Regions from separate parts of the Homo sapiens genome. Here region 1 is linked to region 2. Evidence: chromatin contacts called from ENCODE Hi-C or POLR2A ChIA-PET data. All regions are on one chromosome and are shown on one strand. Each heading gives the region's core, a stretch centred on a gene start or an enhancer-like site at or near the end of the contact. The rest is flanking DNA. Distances are from core to core; before and after follow the strand shown. Region 1 holds the start of NOC4L (nucleolar complex associated 4 homolog). Region 2 holds the start of STX2 (syntaxin 2).

Evidence for each region. Hi-C counts contacts between places; a loop is a spot of excess contacts on that map. ChIA-PET counts read pairs that join two places held with the same protein, here RNA polymerase II (POLR2A). Pooled maps may share reads with other maps.
Region 1: a loop to region 2 is called in a pooled map, with 9 times the contacts of the local background. The contact joins the promoter of NOC4L here to the promoter of STX2 in region 2. A Hi-C loop is called at or near these places in 6 of 50 pooled maps. POLR2A ChIA-PET finds 5 or more read pairs at or near these places in 2 of 52 experiments (AG04450 and BJ).

Annotation. Positions count from the first base shown.
Region 1 is chr12:132,142,288-132,146,533 of GRCh38, reverse strand. It overlaps NOC4L (nucleolar complex associated 4 homolog), which reads right to left and starts at 2,077. Exons shown (of 15, transcript NM_024078.3): 1 at 1,929-2,077; 2 at 1,560-1,680; 3 at 869-975. The coding sequence starts at 2,045. DDX51 (DEAD-box helicase 51) reads left to right here and starts at 2,215. Exons shown (of 15, transcript NM_175066.4): 1 at 2,215-2,541; 2 at 2,625-2,839; 3 at 3,656-3,806; 4 at 4,112-4,246. The coding sequence starts at 2,238. RefSeq lists enhancers at 1,995-2,294, 3,224-4,129 and silencers at 2,305-2,354, 2,425-2,624.
Region 2 is chr12:130,837,672-130,841,743 of GRCh38, reverse strand. It overlaps STX2 (syntaxin 2), which reads left to right and starts at 2,494. Exons shown (of 11, transcript NM_194356.4): 1 at 2,494-2,674. The coding sequence starts at 2,645. RefSeq lists silencers at 2,291-2,800, 2,871-2,930.

The DNA.
Region 1 (4,246 bases), core at 828-3,327, 1.3 Mb before region 2:
GTAGTTCCTCAGAACATTAAAAACACAGCTGCTGTGTGGCCTTGTAATTCCACTGATAAGGCATATTCAAGCAAAAGAAACATCACACAAGAGTTTGTACGCGAACGTTCACAGTCCGCTGTTCGTAACAGCCAAAGGTGGAAACGACGCAAATGCCCAGCAACCTACGAGCGGCTGAACGATACGTGCTGTGCTATACGACGCGCTGCTACTCAGCCACAAAGAGAACGAACTTCGAACACGCCGATGAGTGGAAGAAGCCACATACCGTATGATCCCCCTTATGAGGAGCGTCTAAAAAAAGCAAACCCATTGATCCAGGAAGTAACCACTGATCCAGGAGTGGCTGCCTGGGGCTGGGGGTGGAAAGGGGCGGGATATGGAAGCGATGGTAACTGGTACAGGATTTCTTTTCGGGGCGATAAAGATGTTCTGGGATAGCGGCAACCACTGCACAACACAGTAACAGATGCTAACTTCTCAGCTTTAAACGGTAAACTGTGCCTCAGTTATTCCTCACTACAGATTTTAAGAAAGCTCATAATGCATTCCCATGGCTGCAGACCACAGTGTGATCTGAGCAAACACATCTGTGGACTGGCACGAGGCTTGGTGTGCGTGCTCTATGCAAACACAGAGATCCCCGTGGATGCCACTGGAAATGAACACGGATTCTGCGTCTTCAATATTCACTACAGGACTCGATAGCCATGTTTCTGAATGGGACTGAACACCCACAGGGTGATGCTCCCATGAAGGAAGCAGCTTTGCCTGGACAATTGTGGGAGCCCCAGACCTCTGCTTTGTGGATAACCTGGGAGTTGGGGTGCAGGGGATGGACAAGGATGAGGCCAGCCCAATGACCCACCTTGACCTGAAAGGAGGGGTGGCCCAGGAGCTCTCCCAAGCGATTGCAGCAGCTGTGATAGCGGTGTCTCATCCACACCTTGTACTTCCGTGTGGCTCCCTGGGACCCTGCAGACAGGTTAGGGTGGTCAGCCCACGTGAGGCCCACATACGCCACCCTGGGCCCAGCCCAAAATCTCAGGCCTGGCTCCACCCTCCCATTGTCTTCTACTCAGCCTCCGCAGGTGGAAACAGGTCGCTAAGGCCCCCAGACCTGTGCTGAGACCAGCACATTCCCTGAGCCCTGCAAACAGGAAGAGCACCTCCTACCCCAGGACTGCCCCAGCCAAGCTGCCAGGAGCAGGATCCACATCCCCTCTCTTTACTCCAAGACCTGACGTCCCCAGGATGGGGACATAAAGGAAGCTCCGAGTTTAAGCGACCGTGTCAGGATCAGTCAACATCAAATTACAAAAGGGGTGCAAAGCACACAAAAAGTCGTACCTTGTCCAGTGTTCATCTACACTCAGCTGCAGGGCACCCATGTCACCCCTGCCCCAACGCCACCATCCATCTTCCACGGTGGGCTTGGTGCGTCCTCCCACCAGCCTGCACGGCCTGTGCCAGGGTTGGGGGCGCTCATCCCATGGTGACAAAGCCTCCCTCCGACCCACGGAAAGAGAAGAGCAGCCCCGGGGCCCTCCAGGGCTCACCTGTCATGACCATCTCCTCAGAGGGCAGCTGGCCCACAAACAGCTCTCCCCGCTCCAGCAAGGCCCCGAAAAGACGGCTGCACGTGCGGACTGCTTCCTGGATCTCCTCCTGGTCCTCAGACTGCAGGAGAGGCGGCGGCAGGGTGCCCGGCCGCCAACTGTCACCTTCGCCCCTGCCTAGGCTGCCCCCAACCCGTTCCCTTCCCCCTCGGGACGCCAGCCCCGTCACCCCCGACCCGTGACCCACACGCCTCCCACCCTGACCCCCCAACGCCGTCTCGGAACCTCCTGGGGACCTGCCGCCGCAGCCCCCCATTCAAGTCCCGCTCCCGTGCCGCGACTCCGGCCCTGCGACGCCGCCAGGCCCACCTGCAGCACGGCCAGGATGTCGAACACGGCGTTGGCCTCACTGCGGCTCGCCAGCACCGCCTCCAGCCGGCGGCCCAGAGCCCGGCGAACTCCCGCGGCGCCCGGCTCCCGCTCCATGCCGCCCCCAACACGGAACAACGCGGATTCTCAGCCGCCGGCGCTCCCGTGACGTCACCACTGCGCGTAGAACCCGACGTCATCTCTACGCGCCGTACCCCAACCCCATCTTTTGCGCGGAGCCCGAGTCGCAGGCGTGCCGCCGACGTCATCGCAGCGCGCCACGCCCGAGTCCCAGGCGTGCGGCTGGCCATGGCGCTGTTCTACGTCGCGCGGTACCCGGGCCCCGATGCGGCAGCTGCGGCGGGGCCGGAGGGCGCGGAGGCCGGGGCGCACGGCAGGGCCCGCGCGCTGCTCGAGCGGCTGCAGAGCCGGGCCCGCGAACGGCAGCAGCAGCGGGAGCCCGCGCAGACCGAGGCGGCTGCATCGACCGAGCCGGCGACCAGGAGGCGACGGCGGCCCCGGCGGCGGCGGCGGGTGAACGACGCGGAGCCGGGGAGCCCGGAGGCGCCGCAGGGAAAGCGACGGAAGGCGGACGGCGAGGACGCGGGCGCAGGTGGGCCGCGGGGCGAGCGGGCTCCCTCTGGGGCGCCGGCGACTCGGTGCTGACGCGCTGCCGGGTGGGTGTCTGCCTCGCAGAAAGCAACGAGGAGGCGCCAGGGGAGCCCAGCGCAGGGAGCAGCGAGGAGGCGCCAGGGGAGCCCAGCGCAGGGAGCAGCGAGGAGGCGCCGGGGGAGCGCAGCACCAGCGCCAGCGCCGAGGCGGCCCCAGATGGACCGGCCCTGGAGGAGGCGGCCGGACCCCTGGTCCCCGGCCTGGTGCTGGGGGGGTTCGGGAAGAGGAAGGCGCCGAAGGTGAGCCTCGGCGGGCGGGAGGGTGGTCGGCGTGAGAGGGTAGGCTGCGCGGATTCTTAAGTGCGGCGGTCGCCCCGGAAGATTTCGTTCAGCGAATGTTCCCGGGTCACAGCCGCGCCTCGCTGCCAGGTCTGCAGTTTCATCGCCTAGGGGTCTGGATCCTGCACGTGCAGAGCTCCCGTTTCCTCTGCTAGGCTTGCCCCTGTCCTCCCGCCGCGCCGCGCCAGTTCTGCAAGATGTGTTTGCGTGAACGTGCGGGGTTTCCTGCTGTGCGCTCACCGCCTCAGGAGTAAGTCAGAGGCCGTTCTGCAAGCTCCTGACCGTTGGTGTTTTTGCTTAGCACGTGTGGTTTTCGGTAAAGAGATTTCCGGCGAGACAGGTGAAGAAAGCGAGAAGTTTGACAGAGTGCTCGGGCACCTTAGGTAGGGCAGGTGGAGGAGGTTCTCTTTGAGTTGGGATGCAAAGACTTGAAGCCAGGTCAAGGTTGGGGGTTGGGGGTGCCAGGCAGAGGCCTCGAGGCAGGGACGCCGGCGTGGCTGGGGCAGGCGAGCGCCAGGTCACAGGACCTCCTGGCTGCGGGAGGGTGGGTGCCACTGTGGGTTGATGGGAGGCTACAGAGTGAGTTTGCTCAGGGAGTGGCATCTGCTTTTACTGTTTAACTTCTGAAGGCTGTATGGAAAGCGCATCCTGGGGCTGAGAAGGAGCTGAAGACGACAGAGGTTTCCCCAGCCTCCCTCCCCTAGCTTTTTCCACCGTGGGCTTCTGCGCGAGAGCCTGGAAAGCGCTCACCTGGCCTCTCTTTCTTTTTGATGGCAGGTCCAGCCTTTCCTGCCAAGGTGGCTGGCTGAGCCTAACTGTGTCAGAAGGAATGTCACCGAAGACCTGGTTCCTATCGAGGACATCCCTGACGTCCATCCTGACCTGCAGAAGCAGCTGCGGGCACACGGCATCTCGTCCTACTTTCCAGGTGCCCCAGCCCCGGGCAGGCAGCTGAGGGAACACCTCCCTGGGCACCCACACACAAGGCTGTGAGTGGCCGTGGGTCAGGCGTCCCTGCCACATCGGTGCCAAGTGTGGTCTCAGCACTCTCAAGCTCATGGTTCCCACTTGGGTCTCCTGAGGCTGGCGTTCCTCTGGGCCTTGGTGCCATCCCTCTGGGGAGCGGTTCCCAGGCCTCCAGCAGAGCAGCCCAGCCCAGAGGTCACAGGCAGGGAAGCGGCAGGCCTAGGCCTAGGCGTAAACACGACTTCTCTCTCGCCTTTCCTCATCCAGTCCAGGCAGCTGTGATTCCTGCCCTCCTGGAGAGCGCAGCCTGTGGGTTTCTGGTGGGCAGAGGTGGCTACCGGCCTAGCGACCTCTGTGTTTCTGCCCCAACAGGCAGTGGGAAGACACTGGCCTTCGTCATCC
Region 2 (4,072 bases), core at 1,245-3,744:
GCGGCCATTTCAGAGGCCTACCCTCAGGGATGCTTTCTCTTTCTCAGGGATGTTCCTTGCTGAGAAAAAGAATTCAGCAATATTTCTCCCATTTGCTTTTGAAAGAAGAGAAATACGGCTCTGTTCCGCCTGGCTCACCGGCAGTCAGAGTTTAAGGTTATCTCTCTTGTTCCCTGAACATTGCTGTTATCCTGTTCTTTTTTCTAGGTGCCCAGATTTCATATTGTTCAAACACACATGCTCTACAAACAATTTGTGCAGTTAACAAAATCATCACAGGGTCCTGAGGCGACATACATCCTCCTCAGCTTACGAAGATGATGGGATTAAGAGATTAAAGTAAAGACAGGCCTAGGAAATCACAAGGGTATTGACTGGGGAAGTGATAAGTGTCCATGAAATCTTCACAATTTATGTTCAGAGATTACAGTAAAGACAGGCATAAGAAATTATAAAAGTATTAATTTGGGGAACTAATAAATGTCCATGAAATCTTCATAATTTATGTTCTTCTTCCATGGCTTCAGCCGGTCCCTCCATTCAGGGTCCCTGAATTCCCACAACGATTATTCACAACTTCATTTTTTTTCTCTGGCAGGATAAGGAAAGTTTTGAGGTTGGGCATGGTGGGCTCATGTCTGTGGTCCCTGTGCTTTTGGAGGCTGAGGTGGGAGGATTACTTGAGCCCAGGAGTTCAAGGCGGCAGTGGACTATGACCATGCCACTGCACTCCAGTCTGGGAGACAGAATAAGACTCTGTCTCAAACAAACAAACAAACAAACAAAAAGTTTTGGTTGCCAATTCAACACCATCCAGCTGCTGCCAATATTATCATATGTTTTTGAAAAATCCACTGGGAGAGAGGGAGAAACGAGGGAGGGCCCAGTATTTACCAGAGAGGGAGAATTAAAATGGTGGTGGCAGAGGCAAGAAGGCCGAAAGAAAAGCACTTGCCTGTTGCGGGGTCCAGGAGGCATTCTGGTGGGGAAGTTCAGGATATGGAGAGAAAAAACATATCTTTTTTTTTTTTTTGGAGACGGAGTCTCGCTTTACTGTCCAGGCTGGAGTGCAGTGGTGCGATCTTGGCTCACTGCAAGCTCCACCTCCCGGGTTCAAGCAATTCTCATGCATCAGCCTCCTGAGTAGCTGGGATTACAGGTGCCCGCCACCACACTCACCTGGACAACTGGCTGTCAAGACCTTCCATCGGGTAACAGAACCACATCACACCTAGAACCAAGTCCAAAACGTCCTGTTTTTTAATGTGTAGCCTGTTGCTCTCAAGCAGATTTCTTAGCGCTGCCTTCTGGTCAGACCAAAGCCACCTCCTCCAGGAGGCAGTAAAGACTTTAACCTTGTTTAAAAACAAATCTGGCCTTGCCTTCTCCTCCTGGAAGGCAATCTTTGTTTGCCTGGGAGTCTTCGGCTAGCCAGAGAGTAACAGTGTGATTTATGGTGGGGGCTTAGGGTTACATGGATATCACTTAACCAAGAGGCTGAGATCAAGCATGAAAGCAATCAAACAATCAATCAATCATGCACATGCAATGGAGCCCAGTAAACGTTCTGCACACTGTGGCTCAAGTGAGCTTCCCTGGCTGGCAGTACTTCGTGTGTAAGGCCACACATCAGTGCAGGGCAAGTAATGAGGCCTGACTACACAGGGAGAGGACCACGGGAGGACCTTGAAGCTGCACGCCGTAATCCCCAGACTCCCCCTCTGCCCTTCTTCCTTGGCTGATGTTAATCCGTATCATTTTCCTGCTAAGAAACCATAGTTGTGAGTACAGTAGTTTTTAGTGTATTCTGTGATTCCTTCTAGCAAATTATGGAACTTGAAGGTGGTTTTGGAAACCGCCAGAATTTGCCGTTGGTGTCAGAGGTGATAATGGTCTTGGGGACTGTTCCCCCAACCTGGGTAGTTCACCTAAGCTCCTGCACCTTCATGACGACCTCTCTGCCAGTTCCGTGCCCATGCCCTTACTTTCTTTTCTCATCTATCATTTATTTGTCTGTGTCTGTATTGCCTGTTTCTCCTGCCAGAATGGTATCCCAGGGCTGGGCCTGCGGACGCTCTTCCCGTTACCGCCCCCTGCCGTGTTATGCTCCGTAAGCATCATGTGTGGTACACGATCTCTTCTCCTTCATTCACACCCGAGGCTGCGCGTGGACCCTTAAAGAGAAGGTTCGGCATATGTATTACCCAAAGCTGCACCCAGCACATTCCGGGAGCTTTGCTCTTTTGTCACTATTCGTTGAATGCTCTATATTTTGATAAATAAAACAATGAGTGTGAAAGCATAAAAGCAGATCAAGGGACAAACAGCACGTGTAGCGGAACTGCCAGCCTGGGGCTCGGCCGGACCCCGCCCCTCCCCGCCTAGGCCCCGCCCCCAGGCCCCGCCCCTCCGGGCTCCCGCTGGAAAGCGCTGCCGCCGTGTGGGTGGGTGCGGGGCGCGGCGCGGGCCGGGCATGCGCAGAGCGCGCGGGGCGCGGTTGCCGTGGCAGCGCCGGCTCCAGGGAGGGCTGCTGGCGCCGGGCCGGGACCGCGGGGCCTGAGGCGGAGACCGGAGAGCCCGAGGCCCGGCCGGAGGCAGCTCGGGACAGGCTTGAGCGGCGGGGCGCGCTGCCCGGCCGGCGGGGATGCGGGACCGGCTGCCAGACCTGACGGCGGTGAGCGGCAGCCGCGGGTAGCGGTTCAGGCCCGGCCGGGGCGGCGTCTGGAGGGCGGGCGGGGGCTCGGGGCGTCTTGGGCGGGGCTCCGGGAGGGTCCCCAGGGCGGGGATCTCCGGCGTTCTGGGGCGGGGGCTGCGGGCAGGGTCTCAGGGAGTCCTGAGCGGGGACTGCTGGTGGGGTCCCCAGGGCGGGGGTCCCGGGAGTCCTAGGGTGGGGGCTCCGGGCGGGGTCCCCAGGGCTTCCTGGGCGGAGTCCTCAGGGCGGGTTGGGGCAGGAGGAGGGAGCGGGGAAGGTCCCGGCCTCGACCCCCTCTTCGAGCGTGGCTCCCTGTCCGTCACTCCGCTTGGCGGATTGTATCTGGCGCTTACCCAGCCGGAGCCCACTGGCCTAACTGTGGTCCGCCCCACGGGGTCCCCGCAGCTGGCGTCAGCCCCGGGGAGCAGGCCGGGTCCTCTTGGTCGCTGCTTTATCCCTGGGGCTTCACAAAGGACTGTGCACCAAGCGGGAGGCAACAGATGGGTGTGAAATGTGGGCACCTTAGAGTGCTGGGTGCTTGGGGTGGGGCGAGCGCGAACAGCAGCTTGTGTCTGATCTCCCAGTAGTTTGCTTTGGAAACTGGGACCGTGTGTTGACTCTGAACGCACCTTACGCGCCCAGCAGCCGGGCACACAGCAAGTTACTGTTTACTTTAGCAAGGGAAAAGCAGGTCACTAAAAATTTTGGAAGGATTTCGATGCATTCTACACGTGTAAAGGTGACAGGACTGTGCATGGTGCAGTGACAGCGGAATGATAGTGATGGTCGTGCACTTTCCAAGCTTGTCTAACCCAGGACGGCTTAGGCCAGCAGAAGTAGTTATGACTTTTTCCCTTTACAATACAGGTACTAATTCATGCTACGTGTGTGCACAGATAGAGCCTCTGGTCTCTAAATTGTTGGCAGCCTCAGAACAGGGGTGCTAAGGCCCACAGCCCTACGACACCCACTGCATGTAATGAATTATTCTCTCTCCTCTGCTGCTAGAATGGAGCTGTTATGTACCCCCGAGTGGGAGAATAGAGAAAAGAGCCACTTAAATCATTATCTGTGTTCTGTGGTTCAGATGAGGAGCTCTGGTTGAGAAAGGCAATGATTTCATCCTTAGGATCATGGAAATTATGCTTTATATTCATTCCAAGGAAGTTTCTTCACGGTGATTTTTCCTTTTTTATTAATGGACAAATATTCCCTGTGTTCCGCAGATCAATATCATCTTAAACACAGCAAATTATAGTTGTGTTGTCTTGCCCGATGGATTATCTTTCAGTGCCGTGTAGTAGGAGCTCAGGTATTTATTTAATGAAGAAAAGCTGTGGCTCACTCCTGTAATCCCAGCAGTCTGGGAGATCAGGGTGG